Linked DNA regions of Homo sapiens: region 1 is linked to region 2. Evidence: chromatin contacts called from ENCODE Hi-C or POLR2A ChIA-PET data. All regions are on one chromosome and are shown on one strand. Each heading gives the region's core, a stretch centred on a gene start or an enhancer-like site at or near the end of the contact. The rest is flanking DNA. Distances are from core to core; before and after follow the strand shown.

Evidence for each region. A loop is a pair of places that touch in the nucleus more often than their neighbours do. ChIA-PET counts read pairs that join two places held with the same protein, here RNA polymerase II (POLR2A).
Region 1: a loop to region 2 is called in a map of right cardiac atrium, with 4 times the contacts of the local background. The contact joins two enhancer-like sites. A Hi-C loop is called at or near these places in 2 of 168 maps with a recorded cell type or tissue (heart left ventricle and right cardiac atrium) and 1 of 37 single-sample maps with no recorded cell type. POLR2A ChIA-PET finds 5 or more read pairs at or near these places in 4 of 52 experiments (GM12878, Panc1, WTC11 and 1 more).

Annotation. Positions count from the first base shown.
Region 1 is chr6:113,731,008-113,736,336 of GRCh38, forward strand. No RefSeq gene overlaps it. Among named protein-coding and RNA genes, the nearest start is that of LINC02541, 84 kb to the left of the region's middle. Within about 2 kb of position 1,609, at least 9 of the 41 ENCODE cell types and tissues checked have a DNase peak (open chromatin) inside an H3K27ac peak, as active enhancers do.
Region 2 is chr6:113,682,643-113,687,378 of GRCh38, forward strand. No RefSeq gene overlaps it. Among named protein-coding and RNA genes, the nearest start is that of LINC02541, 35 kb to the left of the region's middle. Within about 2 kb of position 2,134, at least 2 of the 41 ENCODE cell types and tissues checked have a DNase peak (open chromatin) inside an H3K27ac peak, as active enhancers do.

The sequences.
Region 1 (5,329 bases), core at 359-2,858, 48 kb after region 2:
TTCCCTGCAGCCTGTAGCACAACTCTTTATGTAACAGGCACTCAATTATGTTTGCTGGATGGAATTTAAGATTAACAATAACAGACATAGTTGTCTGTGCCTGTAGTCCCAGCTACTCATGAGGCTGAGGTGGGAGGATTGCTTGAGCCTGGAAAATTGAGGCTGCAGTGAGCCGTGATCATGCCACTGAGTATAGTCACACTCTAGTCTGAGGAAAAGAAAGAGACCCTATCTCAAAAAAAAAAAAAAAAAAAAAAAAAAAAAAGAGGCCAGCTGGGACTACAGGCGCCCGCCACCACGTCCGGCTAATTTTTTGTATTTTTAGTAGAGACGGGGTTTCACCATGTTAGCCAGGATGGTCTCAATCTCCTGACCTCGTGATCTGCCCGCCTCGGCCTCCCAAAGTGCTGGGATTACAGGTGTGAGCCACCTCGCCCAGCAGCAGAATTCATTTCTAATTTAGATAAAGTCCACATTATATAAACTGGCTGTATGTGAGCATACATAAAGTTTATCCTGTTGATTTAAATTTTCCTACTGAGAATAATAACTATCTACAACTCCAACACCAGCATGTCTTCGGCCAGCTTGGTGTGTCCAGCCATAGCACCTTTTTTAACTAGTTTATTTGCTCTCTTTCTCTCCAAACATACTCTGTTTAGTGAAACTTTATTTTATGTTTCCCTTTAGTGTGAGGCACCACCCAGCCTCACACAAAGAAAGTTGTCTAGGGCTGAACCAAGGCGTGTGCTTCAACAGGGGAGGTTGTTTTCTAATTGCCTTTTTTCATCACTCACCTCCACGCCACTGAAGGACATACAAGTAGATTTTATTTTTAATTATTTTTCTTACTTTTTTGAGGGTGTGAAGTTGTATGTGTTGTTGTAATTCTAAGGGAAAAAAATAGCTCTAGAAAAGAAGCTATTTCTTTCTTTTTATTATTAAGAATAAGTTTTTTAAAAAAGGAACTGTCATTCCATTAAGGTCTTCATCTGTTAAAATTGTTCTGTGGACAGGAAGTTGAGGAATTTTTAAAGTTCTTTCCAAAAATTTGTTTTTTCTTAAGGAAAAGTGAAAAAAAAGATTTCCAGGTATCTCTCACTGTCTTATTCATCATTCAGACATTCTACTTTCATCTCAATACCACCATGAAATGAAACAAACTTGTATGAATGATATGTTACTGATCTAACCCCCAAAATCCTTTAAAGACAGGATTTCTTAATTTGTTCTCTCATTGGATAAATGCTCAAAGAATACACGGAGGTCTTTTAAGCTTAGTTGGAATCGACTTATTGGGCAAGTAATGAATCTGATTGTTATGTTAGCTTCCATGTCAGCAAAATAACAGATGTACAAGTATAATAGAGGAGAAAAAAAGTTGCTTTTGGATTGTTAGAGCAGGTGCTACATGAAAAAAAAAAATCACATGGAACTTTCTCAAGTGCATTTGGAAACACTTGGAAGGTAGCCAGGAGGAAAGTTCTCCTTCAATCCCTTGGACATCCAGTTGTGAGCCAGGATTAGGCTCCTGAACAGCTGAGTCAATGAGGACACTGACACCATGTCACTTCTTCAGCTCTTTATTCCTCCCTCACCCTCCAACAAAAGCAGCAGAGATTGCCCTCCCCCACTAGCACACACACATACACAGAGTCCAGCTGTCAGATATGGCTTTCAGGGAACACCAGACAGTGCTGAGTCCCAGTCCGGGGTGAAGGCAAGTTACCATGGTTCTCTGGCTATTATTGCGTTCAGCACATCAGGGAATGGAAATAAGTGCGCACATGTTCTAAAAGGCCCTTTGGGAAAAATCAGTGGGGCTGCATGGGAGACACAATGGCAGGCTTTGTCGCAGAGAAAGGATTTGGTCTGGCAAGCAACAGCAGTCCTGCTGGACACAGGGTTTGTCTGCACAGGCAGGATGGGAAAACCATGTGCAGGGTTTACAGAACATCCTCATTAGAAAAAAGTAGGGCATTTAGCATAATTAAAAGTCATCCTGAAGACATCAGGTAAGAGCCTGCTGTTTTTAATTAATTGTTCCTGTGATCCTATGACTTTAAAAGGAGTGCCGCTCTTGCCCATAGAGGTTTAGAATTACTTCAGAAACATAAGTCATTTAGTTGGGGGCAAAACAGCATCTGTGAAAGTTTGAAAAAGGCAAAAGAGGAAAGAGAGAAGAAAAAGTATGGGATAGTGAGAAAGAGTTGAAAATTATGAAGCTACTAATATATAATTTGCAAAGATTATCCTGTTGTGTTTTCATGCTCTGTGCCTTAATATCCTCACATCCAAACTACAAAGTTGGGGCAAAACAGCATCTGTGAAAGTTTGATAAAGGCAAAAGAGGAAAGAGAGAAGAAAAACTATGGGACAGTGAGAAAGAATTGAAAATTATGAAGCTACTAATATATAATTTGCAACGATTATCCTGTTGTCTTTTCATGCTCTGTGCCTTAACATCCTTGCATCCAAAATACAACTCCCCACTGACCTGCATCCTGCCTTGATATATAAATTAGTTTGGGGGAAAAATTCCCAGAGTCAAGGTTAAGAGAAAACAGCTGGGACATAAACTACGAGCCATGTGTCATAGATTTCTCCAAGTACGTAGAGTTTAAAAAAAAGAAAACCCTATTTTGAAGAGTCAGCATGTCCAGAACAGGTAGGGTGAACCAAGGACTTTATATGGTCTCCATATTCATGAAAATAAATATGGGGAAGACTATATAACTGTGTCAGTTATGCAAAGGGGGAGGACTAAACAACATAAGAAATCCTGTCCAAAACTTTTTTTCTTTCTGTTATAAAATCCCCAACCTAAATTATCTAAGTAATACTATAACTCTCTGCTTTTTTGTGTGCCTAGTGTAGAGAAATGGTTACTTTTTTTTTTTTTTTTTATGAAACGGAGTTTTGCTCTGTCGCCCAGGCTGGAGTGCAATGGCACGATTTTGGCTCACTGCAACCTCCGCCTCCCTGGTTCAAGTGATTCTCCTGCCTCAGCCTCCCAGGTAGCTGGGATTGCAGCCATGCGTCATCATGGCCGGCTAATTGGTCTTGAACTTCAGTTGTATATTTTCTTCTGTTCTTCCACTGTTTTTTTTTTTTTTTTTTTTTTTTTTTTTTTTTTTTTTTTGAGATGGAGTCTCGCTCTGTCACCCAGGCTGGAGTGCAGTGGCGCGATCTTGGCTCACTGCAAGCTCTGCCTCCCGGATTCAGCCATTCTCCTGCCTCAGCCTCCCGAATAGCTGGGACTACAGGTGCCCGCCACCATGCCTGGCTAATTTTTTGTATTTTTAGTAGAGACGGGGTTTCACCGTGTTAGCCCAGATGGTCTCGATTTCCTGACCTTGTGATCCACCCGCCTTGGGCTCACAAAAGTGCTGGGATTACAGGCGTGAGCCACCGTGCCTGGCCTTCTTCCACTGTTTTAATTCTGTTATATAAATTTGTATTCTGCTTTTCTCACTTAATATAGCAAATGTATTCCTGTGTCCTGACAGTGTATTGGACATTCCATGCAAAGTACTGAAAACTATACTTCCTTCTTTTTATTTTTTATTTTCAATTTTAAATTAATTTTTAAATTTATTTATTTATTTTTAAAGACAGGGTCTTACTTTGTCTCCCAGGCTAGAGTGCAATGGTACAATCAGCTCACTGCACCTCTAACTCCTGGGCTCAAGCCATTATTTTGCCTCGGCCTCCCAAGTACTTGGGATTATAAGCTCAAGCTATATTGCCCAGCTAACTTTTTAAATTTTCTTCTTCTTCTTTTTTTTTTTTTTGTAGAAATGGGGCCTCACTATTTTAACCAGGCTGGTCTGAAACTCCTGGTCTCAAACCATCCTCCCATCTAGGCCTCCCAAAATGTTGGGATTACAGGTTTGAGCCACCATACCCAGCCACCTCCCTCTTTTAAGAAGCCACAGTTTTCACCAAGCCCATACCTCTTCCTCCGTGTGTGTGTGTGTGCGCCCACATTCTGTGCCATGTAGCCCTGCTACCATAGGCTGATTGAGAACCAGCCTATGACTGGTCCTCATCAGTCTGTGTGTCTGTGAATAATATCTGTGTGTAGACATTATTCAACACAGACACTCTCTATTTTATTAGGACTTGTCAAATTCATCAGATTTTCTGTCAGAGCTTGTGGAAGGAAAGACGTAGTCATTAGTGGAGTGATGAAGAAGCTGAGGGAAAGCCACAAAAAAAGTGATAAAGCAGGAACCACGAGGCAATAGAACTCAGGCAATAGAAAGTGAAGTAGAGAAAAACTGGATCATTGAGATTAAGCTGAGTCACCCTGATGTGTAAACCACCAACAGAGCCAATTAAAAAGTCAGCTGCTTCCAAGAAAGGATCAAATAATTGAATCAGAAGAGATGCACTGAAATCTTCAGTAATATTAGTTAACACATTAACAGTACTTACTATGTTCAGGCATTATTCTCTTGTCTACTTATATTATTTCAACTAATCTTCCTATCAATCCTACCATGTAGCTTCTCCAGTCATCCTCATTTTAAAAATCGGAAAACACAGGAGCAAAGTAGTTCAGTGACTTGCCAAAGATCACACACAGAGTAAATGAAGATGCCAGGATTCAATCTCAGGCAGGCTGGGTCCAAGATCCACAACTTAACTACTCCATGTGTGTCCCCCAGAGACTTTTCAGTTCTTTACATGCCCTGCAATAAAGATTTCCTGTTCTTTCTTACTTCCACATTTGCCTTTATAATACATTTCTAATGCCTGAAGTCTTCTGAATGCCTGCATATGTCGCTGTTTTTGCAATCTGAGACACTTCTCTCGTGCAACACTTTAATACATACATACATATGTGTATGTGCATGTATGTTTGAATGCTTATATAGAAAGATATATATATACACACACATGTATATACATACACACATATATATATATATATATATATATATATAGAGAGAGAGAGAGAGAGAGAGAGAGAGAGAGAGAATCAATCCAGTGGCAATTAGCCAGGCATGGTGGTGTGCACCTGTAATCCCAGCTACTTGGAAGGCTGAGATAGGAAAATTGCTTGAACCTGGGAGGTGGAGGTTGCAGTGAGCCGAGATTGCGCCATTGAACTCCAGCCTAGGTGACAAGAGCGAAACTTGGTCTCAAAAAAATAAAAATAAATTAATCCAGTGGCTAATGCATAGCTATTCCAAAGAGACAGAAAGTAGATAAGTGATGGCTAAGGGTGGGGGTTGGGGAGAATGAGGAGTAACTACCAATGGGTTTGGGGTTTCTTTCTGGGATGATGACAATGTTTTAAATTAGATAGTGTTGATGGTTG
Region 2 (4,736 bases), core at 884-3,383:
GTTGTATTGCTATAGTTGTAATACTATATTGTATACTTAAGATTGCTAAGAGTGTACATATTAAATGTTTTCAGCACACATTCAAAAAGCTATGTGAGCTGATGGATATGTTACTTAGGTAATCATTTCACAATGTGCATGTATATTGAAATGTCATGTTGCACATCTTAAATATACACGGTTTTTATTTGTCCATTATACCTTAATAAAGCTGGCAAAAAAGGCCTCATTCAAAGACCTCATTCATAAAGTTTAAAAATTCAACTTATTAGCCTGGCACAGTGGCTCATACCTGTAATCCCAGCACTTTGGGAGGCGGAGGCGGGCAGATCACTCGAGGACAGGAGTTTGAAATCAGCCTGGCCAAAACGGCAAAACCCTTTCTCTACTAAAAATACAAAAATTAGCCAGGTGTGGTGGCACACCTGGAATCCCAGCTACTCAGGAGGCCGAGGCAGAGAATCACTTGAACCTGAGAGGCGAAGGCTGCAGTGAGCCAAGATCACACCACTGCACTTCAGCCTGGGTGACAGAGCGAGACTCCACCTCAAAAAAAAAAAAAAATTCAACTTATTACACTTTAATTTTAGTGCATTTAGTAAGTTGAACCTAAGAAAAATGACAAAATGAGAAATAAAAGCCAGCCATTTCATTTTCTCTAGAACTTTTCCCCCAAAGGAAGCCACGGCTTCTCATGTTTCCTGCCAAAGAAACAAAAAACTCTATGCATGTATTATAAACAGCCATTGAGATGTAAAGACAATGAATGTAAGCCCGAATTTAAAATTTCAAAAGTCAGAGAGCACAGAAGAAGCAGAGGGAGATCTGGGAGGAGAAGACTTTAGGATCTTCCACAGTCCGTGACATCAGACTGTGTTGACCACTTGGTGCAAACAAGTGGCACCTTGGTGGTATAGGCGACCGTTGCCTAAGTTGTGCCTCTTTCTTTCTGACCGGGAAGACACTAGAACCACGATGGCATCATTTTATATGCTGTTCCAACTTCTTGAATCATGATGATGAGGCTCCATGCAGGACTCAGAGCAGAGCTCAACTGATTAGCAATGTCTACTGTGGGTACAAGAGTAGTATAACATTCTTGACGCTATACCAGAGTTTATTTCCTGAAAAAAATTTGTTTTTTTTTTTTTGAGACGGGATCTCACTCTGTCACCCAGGCTGGAGTGCAGTGGCATGATCTTGGCTCACTGCAACCTCCACCTCCTGGGTTCAAGCAATTTTCCTGTCTCAGTCTCCCGAGTAGCTGGGACTGTAGGCACAGGCCATCATGCCCAGCTGATTTTTTTTTTTTTTTTTTGGTAATTTTAGTAGAGATGGGGTTTCATCATATTGGTCAGGATGGTCTTGAACTCCTGACCTCAGGTGATACACTCCCCCACCCTTGGCCTCCCAAAATACTGGGATTACAGGTATGAGCCACCGTGCCCAGCCTATTTCCTGAAATAAACAAGGAAATTGTTTGATTCCTGGTCTGCCTTGGGATCTTTGTGATATACCTAAAATGCCTCTGTGATTCATTACCCTTGTAATCATCAAATAAGACTTCACTCAGTTGCAAGTGAGAGAAATGCTACTGCAAGAGACATAGGAAATAAGACAACTTTTGGTTCACGTAACTCAGAAGTCCAGGGAAAATGAATGTCTGGATCCATGTTCTGTGATAGTTTCATTAAGAATTGCCTTCATCCTCAGCTCTGATAGACGTGGGGCTTTATTTTAAAGCAGTACCATCTTTGTGGTAGTAAGATTGTTCTCACAGGTTTTAGGCTTATGGCCTGCTGGCTTAGCAACCAGCAAGAAGGTTGTCTCTTATCCCAATTATAGCACCAAGTAGCTTAGAGCAGACATACTGGATATCTTGGATCACATAACCATTGCTAGAATAATCACTACAACCAGGAAGATGGACAACACACAATGCCCCCACCTGAAAAATAGGCCCTTACTGACACTAGAAAGTGAAATTTGCTCTATGTGAACAACACCATTTAGGACAAGGGTGACTATCCAAAGAATAATCAGGATGTGGCTAGCAGAAGAAAGAAGAATGTAAACACGGAAGCCAAAACAGGACATTTATACCCCAAGGTCGTCCTACTTAACAGGTGAGAAGAGAGCAGTAGTAGAACATGTTAGTCAGCCTAATCTGCATAGCTGCATCATTGATTGGCTCATCAACCCTAGGAGCAAAAAGTCAGCACAATGGGAATGCAGTGGAACTGGCACCATGAAGTGTTTTGAAAAGAAATCAACTCTTTTGTTTTAAAAGAGGAAGTTGCTGCCATTCAAGTGCCCAGAAATAGAATACATTTTTCTTATATTTATTAAAGCTAATTATAGATAGAAAGAAAGCGAAGACCCCAAACCTCAACCTTGTATAGGAAAGAAGATATGTAGTTTGATTTAAAAATGTATAATAAATAATTATTTTCAAGTTAAAATACATAATGACAACAGGCATTTATTCAAGGTAAATCAATTCATTCAGAGTTATCTGAGAATAAAGAAGGTTTTGGACTAATCCAGATGTTTACTTCTATGTTGCTTTCTCTTTGCTCCAGCCGTAAAATGTTAAATTACAAATGGATCAGGGGTTAAAGAGTCCTCAGGTCAATCTTAAGTCTAAACTTTTGCCACAGAGTTTATAAAGGTTGGCAAAACCAAGAGAAGATCATCATCGCCACTACTGTAACCTCCACTCTCACCTGAAAACCATGGCAAATCTCTTGCCTGGCATCATGTTTCGTGTGTTGGTACCATAAATTGGAAAAAGTGAGCAGCTAACATCAGAAAAGTTTAGATGACAGGTTTTATGTAATGAATTATTGGGACCAGACTTTTTTTTTTTAATAAACTAGTTGACTTTAAAAAAAAAATGTTGCTCTTTTTAAAGGCTTATGCTGATAGGAAGACACCTTTACACATGAAGAAGACAACCTTCTTAATTCTCAAGGTCAGGATAGCTCCTTATCCAATTGCAGTACCCCACAAGTGATCATGGAATAATGAGACAGAAATAAAATCTTGAGGACTCAACCAGGCCATTCTCCAAAATTCAGAATTGGCCTCACTTTAATAATCACTGATGATTAAAGAATATATCTTGTTTTAAAAGAACACTTAAGTAAAGAGGTAGTTCATAATTTCCTTAAGTATTCCATCCTGGTATTTAGCAATCTTTTTTCTTAGAGAAGAAAAACTATTTGATATTTATGTCTCTGTTAATCCTTTACCTCAAAGCATTTATTCAGCCTTCATATATAATTTTCAGGGATACCTATAATGGAAAAGAAGATATTTTATTCCATAAATATTTGTGCAAAACAAGATGTTCAGTACTATTTTAACAATAATTTCAGTCATCTAATCCTTTTCTGCCTTCCACTACTTCACTGCATTTTCTGTCTTGAATTTCAACTTATAGCAATCTAATCTCTCAAGGCATATATGCTGAGGGAATGTTTTCAGCTACATTATTTGCTTCTTTAGAAGATAACTTCAGTGTAAGGGTAATGAAAGTACAGAGAGTTCTTGGAATCCTTTCTAAAATGTCCTTTGTTTAGTCAATATTTACAAATCACCTTCTTTGTTTTTGTTCTGTAAATAGAACAATAGAGAGACAGTGAAATGATAAGAGTGGTAGATGGTGCGTGGGTATGAAATTTAGCTACAGCCTTTTGAAATAAATTGGATACTAATTTAACTTGCATTTTAACCTCAAGCTGGTCATAATAGAATGGAATATGTCTTTTCTTATAACTACATAGAACCAAAGGGCTTTTTATAATTAGCAAATACCACATAGGTGTCATAGGATCTGCTTATGTTTTTCAGTTTTCATCTTTTGCTTCTCAAACTCACTGTTAATGGAGGACTACAGGACATTCACATAGACTGAGAAATTTTCCACTGTCATTCATAATGTGGGTTCTATTGAGAAGCAGACACACTGCGCTAGATACAGATACAGAGCAAAGATGAATTAGTAGCCCAGAGACTGGAAAGAAGAATCAAGAAAAAGAATTTGCTTAGATTCATTGACTTGCTGAGAGAAACACCAATTCTCTTCTAGATACTACTAAGAGTGCAGAATGGCATAGAAGAAAGCCACATAATTCAATCAGCAAATGACATTTTGGCTCAAATTCTTTTTGCTTTTTATGTCGTTTTTAGGGACAGGGCTGGAGTTCAGTGGTGTGATCACAGTTCACTGCAGCCTGGAACTCCTGGTCTCAAGCAATCCTCTCGTCTCAATCCCCCAAGTAGATGGGACTACAGGCACATGCCACCACACCTAGCTATTCTTTAATGCTTTTGTAGAGACAGGGGTCTCACCATTTTGCCTAAGCTGATTTTGAACTCCAATCCAGGGCCTCCAACCCTGGGATTACAGGCATGAGCTGCTGTACCTGGCCATATTCCCTTGCCTTTTACAGCTTCTAGAGGCTGCCTGCATTTTTGCTGTGGCCCCTTCCTCTGGCTTCAAAGCCAGCCATCTTCCTTCATTTTCACATTGCACTATAACTTAGCCAGGAAATATTCTCTCCATTTAAGGACTAATGTGATTAGACTGGGCCCACCCAAATAATCTGGGACAATCTCCTTGTCTCAAAGTTTGAACATCAATCACATCTGCAAAATCCTTTTTGCCAGGTAAGGTAACATATTCACAGGTTTTGGAGAGTAGAGTGTGACTATCTTTGGGGGCCATTATT